Regions from separate parts of the Homo sapiens genome. Here region 1 is linked to region 2. Evidence: chromatin contacts called from ENCODE Hi-C or POLR2A ChIA-PET data. All regions are on one chromosome and are shown on one strand. The core of a region is the stretch at or near the end of the contact, and the rest is flanking DNA. Distances in the headings are between cores, read along the strand shown. Region 1 holds the start of LPIN3 (lipin 3). Region 2 has its middle 49 kb from the start of SNORD154.

Evidence for each region. A loop is a pair of places that touch in the nucleus more often than their neighbours do. ChIA-PET counts read pairs that join two places held with the same protein, here RNA polymerase II (POLR2A). Pooled maps may share reads with other maps.
Region 1: a loop to region 2 is called in a pooled map, with 2.2 times the contacts of the local background. The contact joins the promoter of LPIN3 here to the enhancer-like site in region 2. A Hi-C loop is called at or near these places in 3 of 50 pooled maps. POLR2A ChIA-PET finds 5 or more read pairs at or near these places in 3 of 52 experiments (BJ, Caco-2 and endothelial cell of umbilical vein).

What each region holds. Positions count from the first base shown.
Region 1 is chr20:41,339,265-41,344,070 of GRCh38, reverse strand. It overlaps LPIN3 (lipin 3), which reads right to left and starts at 3,250. Exons shown (of 20, transcript NM_022896.3): 1 at 3,069-3,250. RefSeq lists a silencer at 3,269-3,428 and an enhancer at 3,589-3,638.
Region 2 is chr20:40,761,016-40,765,709 of GRCh38, reverse strand. No RefSeq gene overlaps it. Among named protein-coding and RNA genes, the nearest start is that of SNORD154, 49 kb to the right of the region's middle. RefSeq lists an enhancer at 2,466-2,966. Within about 2 kb of position 1,594, at least 3 of the 41 ENCODE cell types and tissues checked have a DNase peak (open chromatin) inside an H3K27ac peak, as active enhancers do.

The sequences.
Region 1 (4,806 bases), core at 2,001-4,500, 580 kb before region 2:
TTTTTTTTTGAGACAGGATCTCACTCTGTTACCCAGGCTGGTGTGCAGTGGCACCAAAATGACTCACTGCGGCCTCAACCTCCCAGGCTCTAGTGATCCTCCTGCCTCAGCCTCCTGAGTAGCTGGGACTACAGGCATGTACCACCATAACTGGCTAACTTTTAAATTTCTTTTGTAGAGACAGGGTCTCACTATGTTGCCCACGTTGGTCTCAAACTCCTGGACTCAAGTGATCCTCCCACCTTGGCCTACCAAAGTGCCGGGACTACAGGCGTGAGCCATTGCACCTGGCCTAGCATCTGCATTTTAACAGGATCCCGAGGTGATTCCTGCAGCCTTTCATGTGTTTGAAAGGAACTGCTTTTGTGTTCCCAGTCCACAGTCTACTCTTGGAAGAGCCTAAACGACAAGACCCCCACCTCCACAGCATTTCTCAGATAATGCCACATCCTGCCCATCCTAGGACATCGGATGAAGCAGTGGATTCTTTCAGTCTATGTCAGAGCGTCACAAACATAAGACACAATTCAAATTGCCAAAGTGAAAATGGGATGAAATGAAACTCCCTGGACCCCTAAGATGTCACTCAAATCAAGTTTATCTGCAAGGCACCTGCCATGTGCTAGATGGGACATTTCCACTTTGGTTTCTCCCTACCTAATGCCAAACTCTGAATACAGGTCTGGGGAGACAGAGTGGTGACAGACACTTGGTGGGCAGACCTCTAAACCACTGTGCCCAGGAAAAGCAGAGAGGACTCCAGAGGCTTCCAGGAATTAAGGAGCAAGCATGGGGAGGGGCAGAGCCGGGGTTGGGGCAAAGGTCCATCCAGCTGGAGGCCCAAGCCTGAGCTTTCTGCCCTATTAAGCCCTAGTGCAGTTTCTCAGCTTCAGCATTACTGTCCTTTGGGGCCAGATAATTCTTTGCTGGGGGGTGGGTGGGTGCACTGTAGGATATTCAGCAGCATCCCTGGTCTCTGCCCATTAGATGCCAGTAGCACTTCATCCCCCGCAGCTCCAGGTTGTGACAGCCAAATTGTCTTCAGACATTTTTAAATGTCTCCTGGGGGACAAAATTGCCCCCAGCTGAGAACCACGATCTAGTAGAAAGGGCCGAATAGCAGAGATGGCACCCGGGGTCCTACTCGGATCCAGCCCTGGAGTATTCTCAGGCAAGTAACTGGCTGGCCTCAGTTTCCCCTTCTGTGAACCAAGGCCTCAGTTTTTTAGACCCATCTCCCTCAGATCTAATGTCACGGGAGTCCAGAATTCTCTCCTCTCTCTGTTCCCCCCACTTCACCAATGGATGTCCCCCACATCTGCCTGCTCGGCATTTTGGGGGCCTTCTGTGAGCCCCCCACATCTGCCTGCTCAGCATTTTGGGGGCTTCCAGTGAGCCCCCCCACATCTGCCTGCTCAGCATTTTGGGGGCCTTCTGTGAGCCCGCCTCTGTCTTCACCTATCCCTTAGGCACCCCCTTTTCCCAGGACCCAGCTCTACCTCCTTGTTCTTTTCCAGACAGAGGAGAGCTCTGCTTGGCTCCCCTCTATCACCCTCCACCCACAAACTAACATGTCTAAAATCAGCCACTTCACTCCTCACACCTTCCCAGGAAGCCGAATACCCCTTAGGACTAGTCACTACCCCTCTCTCCCTCCCTAGCCCTCTGAATCTTCTCCCCCAATTTCCTGCTCATCCAGCCCCTCCTTTCTCCAGCTGTCCTAGGTTAAGACTTTATAACCAGATGCCCAGATCACGGGTGGCCACAGGACATTAGGAGAAAAGGCACCAGATTATCTGGGTGCTGATCCCCACTCCGCCATTTGCTAGCTGTGACCATGGGCAAGTGACTTCATCTCTCTGACCCTCAGTCTCAGCCTCCAAAATGGGAATAACATCAGGCACGTGTGAGTAACTAATGACTTTGTGTAAAGCCCTGGAATGCAATAAAAACCTGTATGTACACCTATCAGCAGCAGCATCATGACAGCCCCACTCATGCAGGCTGGTCCTGTGGGCACTGCAGGTCATACTCTGATGAACTGCCCCTGCCAGCAGTTGAGAGTTTGGACTTCTTTTATTTATTTATTTTTTTGAGATGGAGTCTTGCCCTGTCACCCAGACTGGAGTGCGGTGGCATGATTTTGGCTCACTGCAAGCTCCGCCTGCTGGGTTCAAGCAATTCTCCTGCCTCAGCCTCCCGAGTAGCTGGGACTACAGGCGTGTGCCACCACACCCGGCTAATTTTTTGTATTTTTAGTGGAGACGGGGTTTCACCGTGTTAGGATGGTCTCGATCTCCTGACCTCATGATCCACCCGCCTCAGTCTCCAAAGTGCTGGGATTACAGGCGTGAGCCACCGCGCCCAGCGGAGTTTGGACTTCTTAACTTGGCACTCAAGGCCATGCACAATGGTGGCACCACTATTTGCAAAACGAGCATGTGCACTCCACGTAGGCCTCACACCCCACCTTGGGGATGTTCACAGGCCTTCCAGGCTAGACTACAACTCTAGCACAGGGAAGCCAGAGCAAGCTGCCCTAGGACTAGGCTCTCAGCCCTCGGGGCTCCCAGGTTTGGGTGGATGAAGGGTGTGGCTCTCCACCGAGGACCAGAGGGAGCAGGAGAGTAAGCACTCCTAGTGCCCCAGTAGAGAGAAAGCGCCACCCCAGCCCCCAGCAGCTACAGCATCTGATCTGCCCAGTCTCAGGGCAAGCAGGGCAAGGGCCAGTCACTGTTTTGCAACTGAGGACACTGGGTACCAGAGAAAGTGGCTGTCCTCCTCAAGGTCACACAGTCAGGCTGGGGTAAAGCTGGGCCAGCCTCCCCTGGGAGGTTTCGACGTCTCCTCTCCAGACTCTACGTTCTGGGTGTCCAGGGGGCCTGCAGCCGCTGGGCCAGGGAAAAAGGGACAAAATGAGGCCAGTCCCTCCACCCCTGCGTCCCCATCTTACAGCTAGGGGTGGACCCAGGCCCGCGGACAGGAAGGAAGGAATGTAGGATGGCAGGACAGATGGGCAGGGCGGGAGGGGAGAGGGTCATCTCTTCTCCCCCCGAGTTGGGCCCTACCTGGGGAGCTGCCCACTGGAGCTCCTGGACTCAGAGCCGCCGCCTCTACCTACGTGCACAGGCTCCACAGGTGAGTGTCTTCGGCCCTCAGTCACTTGGCGCTTCCGGGTCCTCTAAGACAGGGTGAGAGCACGGCTCCACTCCTTCTACGATCCTAGTGCGGCCTCCACAGGCCCCAATCTGCCCAGGCTCCACTCCCTGGAAAGACCCCGCCCCTGCTCCGATCCCCGCCCAGGGCGCCCTTTGGCCTCGGAGGCGGGGGCGGGGCCAGACTTCATGCCCCGCCCACCAGACCCCGCCCCAAGTCCCTGTGCCACCGCCTGCCCCACCTCCAGAAAAGTGTGGATTTCGGAACGGGGCGGACCTAGCTCCTCCCAGATTTGCTTCCAGCTTGCTGTGTGATCTTGGGTGAATTCCTTCCTCAATTTGATCCCATTTCCTGTTTTGTCAAGGGGGAAAGCCGCCTTGCAGGATTTTAGAGATGACATGAAATGACTTTGCGCGGCTCCTGGCGCTCAAACGTCCCCTCCTGGGGGCAGCTTTTCCTGAACCCACCCGTATCTCCCAGACTGGACAGGCCCCTCGCGTCATCTGTTCGCATAGCCCACAGTTGTAATTTCATATTTGCTTGAATGACTACTTGATTAATGTATATCTCTTCATTTAAATTTGAACTCTGAGAGCAGGTCACGTACATCCTTACACTCCAGCGCTTATCAGTACCTCGCCTGACAAACAGCAGGCGCTCCATAAATGCCCGCACCTTCATTCCATCCCTGGGACGTTCTGGTCGAGCGGCAGCGGGCTCAATACTGACACTGGCCAGCAGGGGGCAGGCGGTGATCAGCCTTCTGGCCCAGCCGCGCTCCCTCCCTGTCTGCAGGCACTGCGGGAGGGGACAGGTGAGCCCAGGTGCGCCGAGGCACGCGGAAGGTGCATTTACTCTCGTGCCTTGGGCAAGGCCCGGGCCGGGAACGGCTTTTTCCTCTTGGATCTGTGGCTCGCGGCTTTCCTGGACCAAAGACCTTTCCGACGCCCTATGGCCCCTGCAAAGAAGCTGCCCTGAGAAGGGCCTGGAGATGAAGTAATTTGTTCTAAAAGAGAGAGGGCACCGAGGAAAGGCTTGGCGGAGCAGCAACGGCGACGAGCCAGGCTTAGAAACGACTGGGCGGTGAGGAGGAGAGGTAGCTGCCATTATTCTGACTCAGGGTGACAGAACCTGTTTGGAAGTGACTGGCCTCAGTTGTCCTCATTTTGGCAGAAGTCATTTAGTATCAGTCCTGATCCCAGGTAGTGTCTGGCTGCTATCTCAGAAGAGCCCTGTTGGGAGCAGAGCTATGTCAAGGTGGCCAGGAGGGCAGCGTCATACATACCATTTTCTGTAACATCAGGAAATCCCTGAAGGGAGCCCGAGAAGGAAGGAAGGAGAGGTCACAGGTTGGGGCTACAGATGCCGAAATCAATTTACCTCTTTGAGCCTCAATTTCATCGGCAAAGGTGGTGATAAAAGCTACCTTGCAGGATTCTATTGTGAGGATTTACAGGATGAATTAAATAAGTGGTTCTCAACCTTGACTGTGTGTTAGAATCACTGTGCCCTAGACGAATACTGATGCCCCGGATACTGGGAGTTTAAAAACCTCTCCAGTTGGTTGTAATGTACAAACAAGGCTGAGAACTGCTGATCCAAATTAAATGCAGAGCACAGCGCCAGGGCACACACTAGGCATTCAGGAAT
Region 2 (4,694 bases), core at 345-2,844:
ATTTCCTTCTCCATCCTACAAAGGCACATTACAAAGGTAAAGTGCCAAACCTCTAGACTCTGAAGTCTAGCTTGGGAGGGTTAAGGGACAAAAAAGTTCCCCTTTATCTTCAGATCAGTGGTTCTCAAACTTTAATGGCATCAGAGTCACCTGGAAAGCTTATTAAAACAGAGACTGTGGCTGGGCGCAGTGGCTCACGCCTGTAATCCCAACATTTCGGGAGGCTGAGGCAGGCGGATCACCTGAGGTCAGGAGTTTGAGACCAGCCTGGCCAACATGGTGAAACCCTGTTTCTACTAAAAATACAAAAATTGGTGGGGTGTGGTGGTGGGTGCCTGTAATCCCAGCTACTCAGGAGGCTGTGGCAGGAGAATCGCTTTAACCCAGGTGGCGAGGGTTGCAGTGAGCCAAGATCGTGCCACTGCACTCACTCCAGCCTGGGCGACAGAGTGAGACTCTGTCTCAAACAAAACAACAAAACAAAACAAAACAAAACAAAACAAAAACAAACAGAAAACCAGAGATTGCAAGGCCCCAGCTTCGGAGATTCTCATTCAGTAAATCTGGATGGGGCCTGAGAACTTGCATTCTAATAGGCTCCTAGGTGATGCTGATGCGGCTGGCCTGGGGACCAGACTTTGAGGATGATCACTTTGGACATTTTTCTGTTGACTCCTCCCTTGTGGGGTGTGCCCCAGCAGGCACTAGGCTGTATTCCTACTCCACCACATGCTCCAGCTTGCTGCCGGTGGCGTGTAGGGTGACAGCCAGGGCCAGGGAGGATCAGGTAGGAGCATCAAGCTGACGAGGAATTTGTAGAAAGAAACCGGGGACAAGCTACAGATGATTATGGGAGGCAGCCATGATGCTCACCACCAAGCAGTGAGCAAATCGGAGACAAAGACCCCACTGAGGGCTCTAGAAAACTCTTTGGATGCAAAGCTGGAAGGCTGTGGGGAGCAGTGGAATGAGTACATACTTTGAAGTTTCTGCCACTTTCTAGCTGTGTGCATGTGTGATTTTGAGTAAATTACTTCTCTCTCTGCCTCAGTTTCTTCATCATTCAAGTGGGGTGAATACTACTTTCTATGACTGTTGTCAGGAAGTAATTGAGATTACAAATGAGAGTGCTCTTGGTACAATGCCTGTCATTAAATGCAGGGTCTCTCCAATTTCCTTCTCCATCCTACAAAGGTCATTATACTGGCTTAGCATGACTCCCGTCTCTCTATCTGCTTCCACTTGTCCTCTCCAGCCACTGGACCATCAGCCTACATTATCATAAAAAAGAGCGAGATTTTAATTTGTAGAATGTTTCTTTCTTTCTTTTTCCTTTTTTTTTTTTTTTAAAGAAAAGCCTAATTAGGAAGGCCGTTAAATGCCTGCAATTCCAATATAATTCTATTAAATTCTCCCTGTAAAGTTAATGTTACAGACTTTTTAACAGATGTTTTAATTAGGCATTGTTATTAAAGAGAATACTGTAGAAATTAAAACCAGACCCTAAATGGGGGAAGAAAGGCAGTTTTCTTGTGCTGGGTAAATGGTGGCAGCCGCCCAGCAAAGAGCTGTTGGCAGCGGGTCATGAAAAACATGCACAAAAGGAGAGGGAACGCTTGGCGCAATCCGCATTGCTCAGCAAGAGGGAAAAATGCCTGTGCCTGGTCCGCTCGGCCAGCACAACCTCGAGCCCAGCCAGCTTGGGAAACAGGGAGAGAAGCTAGGAAGGGTAGAGACCCCCTGGCTCAGCTTGACAGGTTTTGGGGTCTGTTCCTATTGTGGTCATTCCATTTAGGTCCATGTCCTCTGACCCTCCTGGCAGCCCACGAGGCAGAGATTACTCTTACCCATTTTACGGATGAGAAAACTGAGGCTCAGAGATATCTGATCATCTTCCCAGGTAGACACAGGAATAGACAGAGCTAGAGCTCCAATTCAGATGTCTGGTCCAGAGTCTGCCCTTTTTGTGGCACCATAGTGGGTAGTCCAGCCAGCCCCCACTGTGGGCTAAAAGACCTGATTGTTTTTTGAGAATCAGCTGACAGCCACCATCTAGAATTCTTGAAACCAATGGTGGTTTCTGCATTCGTTGCCACTGGCTGTGCCCTTCTACCTGGAAAGCAACCTCACCTTTGATGCCAGCCAAGTGAGGGGTCGCCCAATGTGTGGCTGGCTCAGGTAAGCCATCCTGCCACTGGGGATGGGAGTCATTGATTGTCATGGAGACTCCAAGCGAGACATCCAACTCCTTCTGAGATGGGCCACCCAACTCCAGATGGCTCCTGTAAGGAGACAGGAGGAAGAGGTGAGGTTGGAGAGACCTGGGTTCGAATCCTGTCTTCTTTGATAGCAACAATGAAGCCACTGGCTGATGTCGTGGGCCTCCACTCCTGAGTCTGCATTTTGCTGTCTCCTTCTCTCGGGCATTGAGCCAAGGGCCTGGGTGAGGGTGAGCGCTCCCAGGAGGCACCGAGGCTACTGAGACACCCTCTGGTGCCTCTGGTGACATGCTCAGATTTGCCTTTTCCAGGGGCTAATTTTCCTGTCCATTCTCCAAGGCTGTCAGCCTGGGATTATTCAAATGATGTTTATTTCTGTCCTGTGACCCAGATAGATCTGCCACGAGTACTTTTGTGAGAGCTTGGAAGGAAGAAATGACTGAAAGCGGGACCACTGTGTGGGTCTTATCCCTGGGACCCCTCCCAGGAAGCTCTGCAGACTCCTGCTTGTGTCCACTGGAGCTGCCACCCATTTCCCTCCCCTCTTGCTGCCTCTGTTGTCACCATGCAAGCCATCCTTCTGGGCCATGGGGAGGCCAGGGGTGCCTCTTGCTCAGGATGGTCTTTCTTGGGGCTGTTACTATGAGATCCCCGAGGTCCAGGCAATGTACTGCCTGACACTCAGTAGGTGCCCCATAGTTGCTAGATGTTGAGGGATTACTTCATCCCCCAGTCTGGGCCTCCTGAGCCTTTTGTTTCAAGGACATGGAATGGGTTTTCTCAGCCACCCCTCTTTATAGGCAGGAAGGTGCTATGAAAAGCCTGCTCCTGAATTCCAGTCTCGCCTCTCACTAGCTGAGTGAGCTTGAGCAAGTGGCTCAGCCTCTCAGAACCTGAATTTTCTCATCACTAAAGTGGGGAAGGTAATAGTGTCCAGGCCCTGGCATACTGATGAAGATGAAATGGGGCAATGTTCTTGAAAGCATCCAGTGCATAGAGGCTGGCTATAATAGGGGGTGTGCAGTGCAGTTATTGTATGTGTGTACATGTGTGTGCATACACACGTGCACACAAAATACGTATGAAATGCACATCATGGCCCCCAAAATTGGTCACATAAGTTACCTCTAGAGAATGGGTCTGAGGGTTGCTTCTTTTCTCTCCAGTTTAAATGTTTTTTAAACCGTAGCCCTGTATTATTTTTTAATTAAAAGAAAAAAGCAGCAAAATAACCAATGCAGAAACTGCTGGTGGTTTTGAGAACTCTGGTGAATGGGAATCAGCTAATTCTCAGACAACAGTCAGGTCATTTAGCCCATGGGGTGGGCTGGCTGGGCCATCTCTCTGGTTGGGGCAATTGACCCAGCTTTGGGCCCTGAGCAACTGAGTTTGAACCCTGGCTTTGTGATTTATTGGCCACTTGACTTCAGGTGAGGTTTCTCAGCCTCAATTTCCTTGTATATAAAATGGGAAGAACAGAAACTACCGGTAGGGCTGTTTTTGGGGAACTGAGAATGGGTGTGAGGCATCAGGGCAAGGATACATATGCCAGATAGGTAGCAATTCTGATGACCCTTGGGCTTTCCCATTGCTGCCCCTCCCCCAGGAGGCTGGAATTCCATGCCTCACCCCGAGGTCAGGTGAGGGCATGGAAGAATAACTCTGGGCCACTAAATCTGATGGGTGTTGTTCAGTCTTCCTTTTACTTGACATCAGCAGCATCCGCATTGCCAGCCCCTCGGCTCCTGAGACCCCCTCTTCTTCCCTTAACATTTCCCAAGTCTTCATGTGAGAAGGGAAGGAAGTGGGGGCTAGGCTGGCCTATGTGAGTCCCGCGTAGCTGGGTTGAAAAAGTGTGGGAACTTTCCTCACCATGAGAACCTGCAAGTGTAAGTCATCTGGAACAATCTGCACTTCCATCAGAAAGGATCTGGTTGAATAAGTCACACAGCCATCTCCAGAACCCCACAAACATGTTACAAGTTGGACCATGTCTTTGAGACAGGTGACATATTCCACATCAGATTAAGTGGAAAATAAATAATTAGAAAATAACATTTATCGTATAATCTCATTTTTAAAAAAATATAAGATAAAGCAATCCTTGGAGTAGCAGAGATTAAGAACTTTTCTTCTTATTTAATCTGAATTGTAAACTTGCATTAACGATATCAAGAACTACAATGACAATAATAATAAAGTTTTAAAAAAATATGAAAAGCAGCTTTATTCATAATTAGCAAAACTTGGAAGCAACCTTCAGTAGGTGAATGGATAAATAGACTATGGTACAACCAGACAATGGAATATTATACAGTCATAAAAAGAAATGAGCTATGGAGCCATTGAGACATGGAGGAATCTTAAATGCATATTACTAAGTGAAATAAGTCAACTGGAAAAGGCAACAAACAATGTGATTCCAACTCTGTGACATTCTGGAAAGGGGAAAACAATGGAGACAGTAAAAAGATG